Regions from separate parts of the Homo sapiens genome. Here region 2 is linked to region 1. Evidence: chromatin contacts called from ENCODE Hi-C or POLR2A ChIA-PET data. All regions are on one chromosome and are shown on one strand. The core of a region is the stretch at or near the end of the contact, and the rest is flanking DNA. Distances in the headings are between cores, read along the strand shown.

The links. A loop is a pair of places that touch in the nucleus more often than their neighbours do. ChIA-PET counts read pairs that join two places held with the same protein, here RNA polymerase II (POLR2A). Pooled maps may share reads with other maps.
Region 2: a pooled map shows a loop between it and region 1 (4-fold over the local background). The contact joins two enhancer-like sites. A Hi-C loop is called at or near these places in 2 of 50 pooled maps. POLR2A ChIA-PET finds 5 or more read pairs at or near these places in 2 of 52 experiments (PC-9 and activated T-cell).

Annotation. Positions count from the first base shown.
Region 1 is chr14:75,875,721-75,879,224 of GRCh38, reverse strand. The region is part of intron 29 of TTLL5 (tubulin tyrosine ligase like 5); the gene reads right to left. Among named protein-coding and RNA genes, the nearest start is that of TGFB3, 100 kb to the left of the region's middle. RefSeq lists a silencer at 3,119-3,208. Within about 2 kb of position 1,749, at least 10 of the 41 ENCODE cell types and tissues checked have a DNase peak (open chromatin) inside an H3K27ac peak, as active enhancers do; they include PC-9, where a contact is called at or near this core.
Region 2 is chr14:76,201,414-76,204,916 of GRCh38, reverse strand. GPATCH2L (G-patch domain containing 2 like) reads right to left here. Exons shown (of 10, transcript NM_017926.4): 10 at 1-3,226. The coding sequence ends at 3,066. Among named protein-coding and RNA genes, the nearest start is that of GPATCH2L, 51 kb to the right of the region's middle. RefSeq lists an enhancer at 1,194-1,623. Within about 2 kb of position 1,401, at least 6 of the 41 ENCODE cell types and tissues checked have a DNase peak (open chromatin) inside an H3K27ac peak, as active enhancers do; they include PC-9, where a contact is called at or near this core.

The sequences.
Region 1 (3,504 bases), core at 500-2,999:
GAATGCTTAGAAAAATGTATTTGTATGACTCATCACAGTACATTCTACCATGTATTATAGCCACTTACGTGTGTACTTTTTCTCCCTTCTGGGTGATTCACACTGGAAATGGCTGAATTTATATATGATTAATTTTAGTTTCCCCTACAGTGACTAGTAGAAAGGTGCTTAATAAATGGAAAAAATTAAAAATTAAAAATAAAAACACCAATCCCAACTATTCATCTTTTTTTTAGCAAAAACTAAATTCCTACACAACAAAATAGGCAAATGTGTATTTATATCCAGATGTAATCTTGTAAAAGGACCATTTTCTGGACTTTAAACAGTGCCTAGTGTGTTATTTGTGTCCAACTCATACTCAGACACAAAATATGTCAGCCCTTCTGCAGATCTCAAACAAAAATAACTTCACACCTTCCTAAATGCAAAATTTATGGTAGGACCTTAGATACTGATGTTTTATATAAGATTAGTTTTCACTTCAAACAATAAAATAAAATAATTTAGGAGAACTTACTGCCTAGGAGACTGCCACTTGCCTAGATAAAATCGCTTCTCCCTTTCTTCTTAATATTACTACTCTGACTTTGTTTGGGTCATAATGTTTGCCCAGCTAAAGAAAATACATTTCTAAACCTCTCTTTTACCTAGGGATAACACATGCCATATGTTCTGGACAATGAGATGGAAACAGAAGTTTCTGGGTGCAGTTTTTGGGAAAGCTCTTTAAATGGGCAGACTCGGCTGGTGCACACCTTATGCCCTTTCATGTTCCCTGTTCTTCTTCCCACCTACAGCATGGAATCTAGCAAGAGGTGGATAGGCATAGGGTAAAAGTTATTTGCTAAGGATTGCAGAGAATAAAGACAGAAGGAGCATGGGTTTCTGATGGCACCATGAAGTCTGCAAGAGCCTATCTCTAGATTTCTAACTATGTGGGAAAAAAACCCTTTTAACTTAATTAAACTATTGGTGGTAGAGAGGGTTCTGTTATAAGCAGCCAAACGGAATCTTAACTGATACTAGAAATAATTCTCAATCTACCACAGATTCAAGCTTGCCTAAGCCTCAATACAACAACAGAAGGCAGACACTCTTTCCAAATACAGTAAAAGGCCTCTAGGTTGCGACTTGTGGTTTGGTGATTATACTGTAATACACTGAACGGATAATGAAATGATTATAATTGCATGCCATCTGAAACTCCAAAGAGTCGGTAATGTAGACAAGTCCCCAGGTGTTTCACCAAAGCCAAGGCTAAGTGGGATGGGATTAAAGCAATCAAACCTGATAAGAAGAAACCCAGGAACACACTCAGACAATGTTAAAAGCAGACATATAAATGGTTGTGTGTAAACTAGCAGCAGAAATCAGCCTCTCCAGGCACCCTGAGAGTCCTGTACTGGCCCCAATCCTACAGCCCCACCAACTGAACTGCTCCATCATGTGAATTGTTCTGTCCTGATATTCATTCATAAAAGGACAGAAGAATTAGATGAAGTTCTCTCTAATAATTTGTAAGAAACATGAGGTTTCGATATACAATATTAACAACACAGGCATAGGAGCTGCACCATCATTAGTCAATGTCCTGGGAATGAGAGAGCTGTGTAAGCACTGGCCTCCACTCAAGACCTAGTCAACATACACTCAGCATATACATGACTCTTGTTTCTTTGCTGGGTGTGGGAAACAGCCATACTACAGCAAGAAGACTCAGAGAAAAACCACAGTTTGAGGGTTGGCTTGGCCCCAGGCAAAAGACTGGAAAGGCCCTCCTTCTCCCACAACAGAAGGGTGCTCATGGGTGGGAAGGAAAAATTTCTGATAGACAGAACACAGACTGCAACTTGGAAGGTTCCAGGGAAGCAAGATCTGGGCTCTCTTACTAGAAAGATAATACTGTTTAGAGATTAAATTCTGGGAGGACTTTTTTCTTTTTTTAATTCCTTCCAGAAAAACACTCCTTTTAGCCTTCACTCAGGCTTCCTGGTGATGGAGCAGAGCTGGATGCCTCTTTGTAGTGAAATAATTCTGTAAATTCATTTTTTGAGAATGAAGGGGGATAAAGTAGGCAAACGCTACTCTCTATTTGAGTAGGTTAATGTCTCTTTGTGACCCTTGTACTCTAATTTAAGACAAGCAAACATTTCTATGCAGTATTCTCCCCACATTAGATTGTGTCCCAATTTGGATAAAATTCCCATGACATATGCAAAGACATTTCTTGTCCGTTTCCCTCTGGAAGCTAAACTATTGAGAAGGTACATTTTCTTGAGCATGTAAGTTACTAATCACTCACCTTCCTAGAATCAGGCCAAGACTGTTCAGAGCAAAGAACACATCCAGACTTTTATGCAACCCTGTGATGCTGTAAAAACCTTGCAGCCAAGGTGAGAGTGAGAGTAACTGTTTCTATTTTGGCAAAAGTAAGCTTCCAAAAGGCCTTTGTCTCACACTGTATGGAGTTCTTGGCTGTCTTCCATTCACAGTGTTTGTCGGCTGGGACAAGACTGGGTGCTGAGCAAGAGAAACAGTACAACTTTTCTGGTGCTGCTATAAAGCACTGGGCAGTACTACGACTCCAATAGGAATGGGACAGCAATCCAGAAGTTGCTCCTCTTCATATAGAGAGACCAAGCACACAAATACCTGAGACAGGATATGGAGCTGTCAAAGGTGTCGGAAGCCTTCCAACATATCCTCTCATTTCTAAAACCAATTACGAAGCTCCCCCTCCTTCAGTGAGTAGGAAAGGAGGTTCTTACTACCTCAAATGACCTACTCTAAAGGATACAAAGACAGATGCTTACCTGGACAGAAAAATTTCGAAACTATTGTTCACTAACCAATTGAGATCAGTGTGATTCTTCAGAGAGTCCCTAAATTAACTGTACTTGCCAACATTTAAGAAGCAATGAAGATAATTACAACTAGATATTCACATATACTCAAAACTGAGCTTGGACTAGTGTGTGACCTGACCAGCACAGTGTAGCTATGACACAGCTGGCTAAGACTAGGGCTGCAGTTCATGACCACAAAAGCCAGTGAAACCACCTTGCCCTAAGACATCACATGGGTGACCTTCCCTTATTAGCAGCCACACCTTCATCTAGCCACAAAACCAATCAGACACTGGTTGACGTTCTGATGCAAATTCAGACTCAGATGACCATAGACTCTGCTTTGCTTTACATTTCTTTCATATCTCCTTCAATGCCCAGCACTGTTTGATCACACACACATACATAAAAAGGTTGGCAGACTGATGTTTTTCTTTTTGAAACAAATTTCTTTAATAAATGTTCATTCAAAATGATTTATAATTCTGCTCTCAGAGATAACCTGTTAACATTTAGATGTTTTTCTATGCATATACAAACTTATTTTCTATATGTATGTATGCATGTATTTCTGTGTGCTGACAAAACACGGAATCACATGACACCTGATGTTTTGGAGCCTGTTTTTATTTCATTCAAATACCTATTCTGAGCA
Region 2 (3,503 bases), core at 152-2,651, 330 kb before region 1:
TGAAAAAAATCTAAAATTCCTTTAAACTCGTAATTAAAACTAACTTTTTATTATGATCCTCACAGAAGCAGATAATGTTCTGACTTCTGCCCATCGTGGAAAACACACTAAACTAGGATTCAGACAGGCCATTTGTGTAGCCAGCTGGGAAAAATCAGAACCCTGAAATAAATAACAACTGTTTAACTCAGCTTTAGTTATTACTTTTGAGCAGATCAAATACATGAGCTCAAGGATCATCCTCAAAGTAAGTCATAGTTCAGAGTTTTTTCAACACTGATTACAAAACCTCATTTTTGAAACTACGTAACTTCTTTGAAAGATAACAGATTTTTCTTAACTTACGACATTATACACTGTGCCGCATATAAAGAAACTTTAAGATTCAAAATACACTCATTTCTAAGGCTATCCTCTGGAACTGGTTAATACAGAAAGCAAGCAGAATACACTGATTAATAATTCCTTAAACATGCACGTACAGCACCTTAAAATGAGGAGCACAATTTACAACCCTGTGTTGGAAAGTATTTGTGTGCTTAATATTCTGTTCTCTCAGGCAACTAATTTTCTCCCCATTTATTACAGGTAGATGTTGCATTCTTGGGTAATCCCTGTTGAAAGTATTCAAAATGTGTAGAAAAGCATGCCCAAGAAAGATAATAAATATTCATGGTATACTGTTTCATAAATAAGCATCTCAGACTGACTCAGGTCTATCACTGAAAAACAAGAGATTATAACCCAGGGCAGAGAAAATCTGAAAGTCTGGGATTCTAGTCCTGGCTTAGTTATGTGATTTGGAGCAAGTCACTCAACTCTGTGGCTGTTTTCATCTCCTTAAAATGGCATGACTTCGTAGAGATGTTTGAAATGTAAATAATGTTGTATATAAAAATTATTTTTAATCATAGGTAGAAAGGCAGACTATTAGGAAACAAGTTATATAGAAAAAATGTGGGAACACCTTGGCCACCTGACCTTTGGAGGTTTTCACTAATAGGCCATGATCATGGGACCAATCACTGCATGAGTCATAGAGCTTGACACAAACAAAAAATTACGTCCACAGATTTCTCTCAAACCCAACCAAGTATGTTAAAAATATATGCCACGGGTCACTATGGTGACAATGCACATGACAACAAAATCTAACCTCATCACTAGAACAATTCAGTGGTACGATTTTATATTCAACAGACATTACATTTTCTATACTTCTACGGGTGCAGCCCACAGGGAAGGGAAGTGCAGCCTGGGAAGTCCCTGTAAGCACACACACTGCTGCATGAGAGCCAGGGGTGACTCAGAGGCATGCTGGGCCAGCTTCAGCACTCTCCCATCCCATCATCTCCACTCCTGTAAGCACACACACTGCTGCATGAGAACCAGAGGCAACTAAGAGGCATGCTGGGCCGGCTTCAGCACTCTCCCACACTACTGCATGAGAACCAGGGGTGGAACATCCCTGTGAGCACACACACACTGCTGCGTGAGAACCAGAGGCGACTCACAGGTCTGCTGGGCTGGTTTCAGCACTTTCCCGTCCCATCATCTACACCTGCTCTCCCTCTACCATATTCCTGATTATGAACAATTGATATGTTCTCAGTCTTAAAGTGCCATGTAAACTTAGCTTCAAGTCCCCTTTTCCAACTAGATTCATGCCCACCCACCTCCCTTTGATAAAGAAATCTGGAGTTTCCATTGATAAGGACTATAATTTTAAAAGCAACCCGTCATTACACTTCGTATGGGAAACAGGGGCAATCGCACTTTGGGGGAAGGAGGTGCTGCCCCATTCAGCACCTATTTAAGACAGAAAATAAGCAGATGCATGAGTGGGAGTCCCTCTACAATGTGACCAGAGCAGGGAGCACTTCACCAAGAGCTTCTATGTATTTCAGAGTAAACGCACTCATTGGTATAAAAAAAAGAGCCCTTCTGTCAGCTAGGCCCCTGAATGAATGACAGACACTCCTGATAATATTTTCTAGAAAGCGTGGCTTCTCTCCAGCAGCTCCAGGCCATCACTTATTTCTCATTTTGACAAAGTAGCATCCAACTTCAGGCACGACTGTATATATAACTCCACATGCAGCTGAGCCATCATAAACACGCCAAGTATAAAGGCATGTCAAAAAGACATTTTACTTCCCCAAAGCATGGCCCCAAGAAGCCATTATTATAATAGAGTATGAATTTCTGCTGCAGGTTATTAGCCTATAATACTAACAATAAAGTCCTGCTTAGGACATAAAGGCTTACACTGGGACATGAAGTAGTAAGACACAATCCACTGACTATTTTAAATTTGCTGTACACCTAAACCATCTTCTCCATTATACCAATCTGTGTGTGTGTGTGTGTGTGTGTGTGTATACACACGTCCTCTTTCAGTAGAACATAAACTCTGAAGATGAGGTAAAATACAATACAGCTGCTGCTGCTGATGAGCTGTCTGAGTTTCTGCAGACAATCTGCAAAAAAATGGAAGTTCTCAAGGCCCAGTTGCTGGTGTCTCTTTTGAGGCCCCAAAACTTGGTTGATTTATCTTATTGGCACTCTGCATGAATCAAGAGTAGGCTCAAAGGCAAGCCTTATCTCCTGCGAACACAATTCCATACAGGTCTCAACTCAATATTTAAATTTGTTTGGAACTGGCTACAAATTTGGAACTTCCTCAAATGATATTAAAAGCTCTACACAAAAGGTATGCAGAAGCAGTTACTGGTTTTTCAAGAACAAAGACAACTGCAAAAAAGCAACAGTTCTGTAAATGGAGCTGTAGTAAATGTTGAGACAGCAATAACAAGGTAACAAATAGAGCAGAGGATGACCTTTTTGTAAAAAATTGCTGCCTCAATATTTCACTATTTAAAAAAAAGATTCCCACAACATGATCTTCTGAGAGAAAGAATCCACTGCTGTGTTTGAAAGAGGAGTTGGTTCTGGTGGTGAAAGGACTGGGAATGTCGATTAAGATATGCAAGACTATCTAACACAAAGTCCAACATTTGCTTCAGCAACACCCAGTCAGCTCCTGGAGGGTGAAGTCCTGCTCTCTAGCTGTATCCAGGGCTCTTTTCTTGTGGCATTTTAAAAAATGTAGCAGTAGTTGCGTCTGTGGCTTTCTCTGCTGCAGAGGTCCTCACCAACCACTCAGAGCTGGGTGATTTGGGGGCTTGTGATGCTGGTGTGGTTGGCTCCACTGCATCCATGTGAACTAGTAAGGTTACAACAGAGAGGAGCAAAACATCAAGGGGAGATAAATTAGAATAAGACAAATTAGAATGAGAGATACTTAGAAAAAAAATTTTCTTAATCCTTATACTTCATGTCCTAGTAACCCAAGTGGCCACGTAAGGTATCTCTTTCTTCTCTACAAAAAAGTAAAGACAAGATTTAAATAAGATAGTATTTCCTAATCTGAGAAAATGGGTTCAACTGAACAAATAAATTCAGTAGCACGCATTCATAATGTAGTAAAAATCACTTATTAC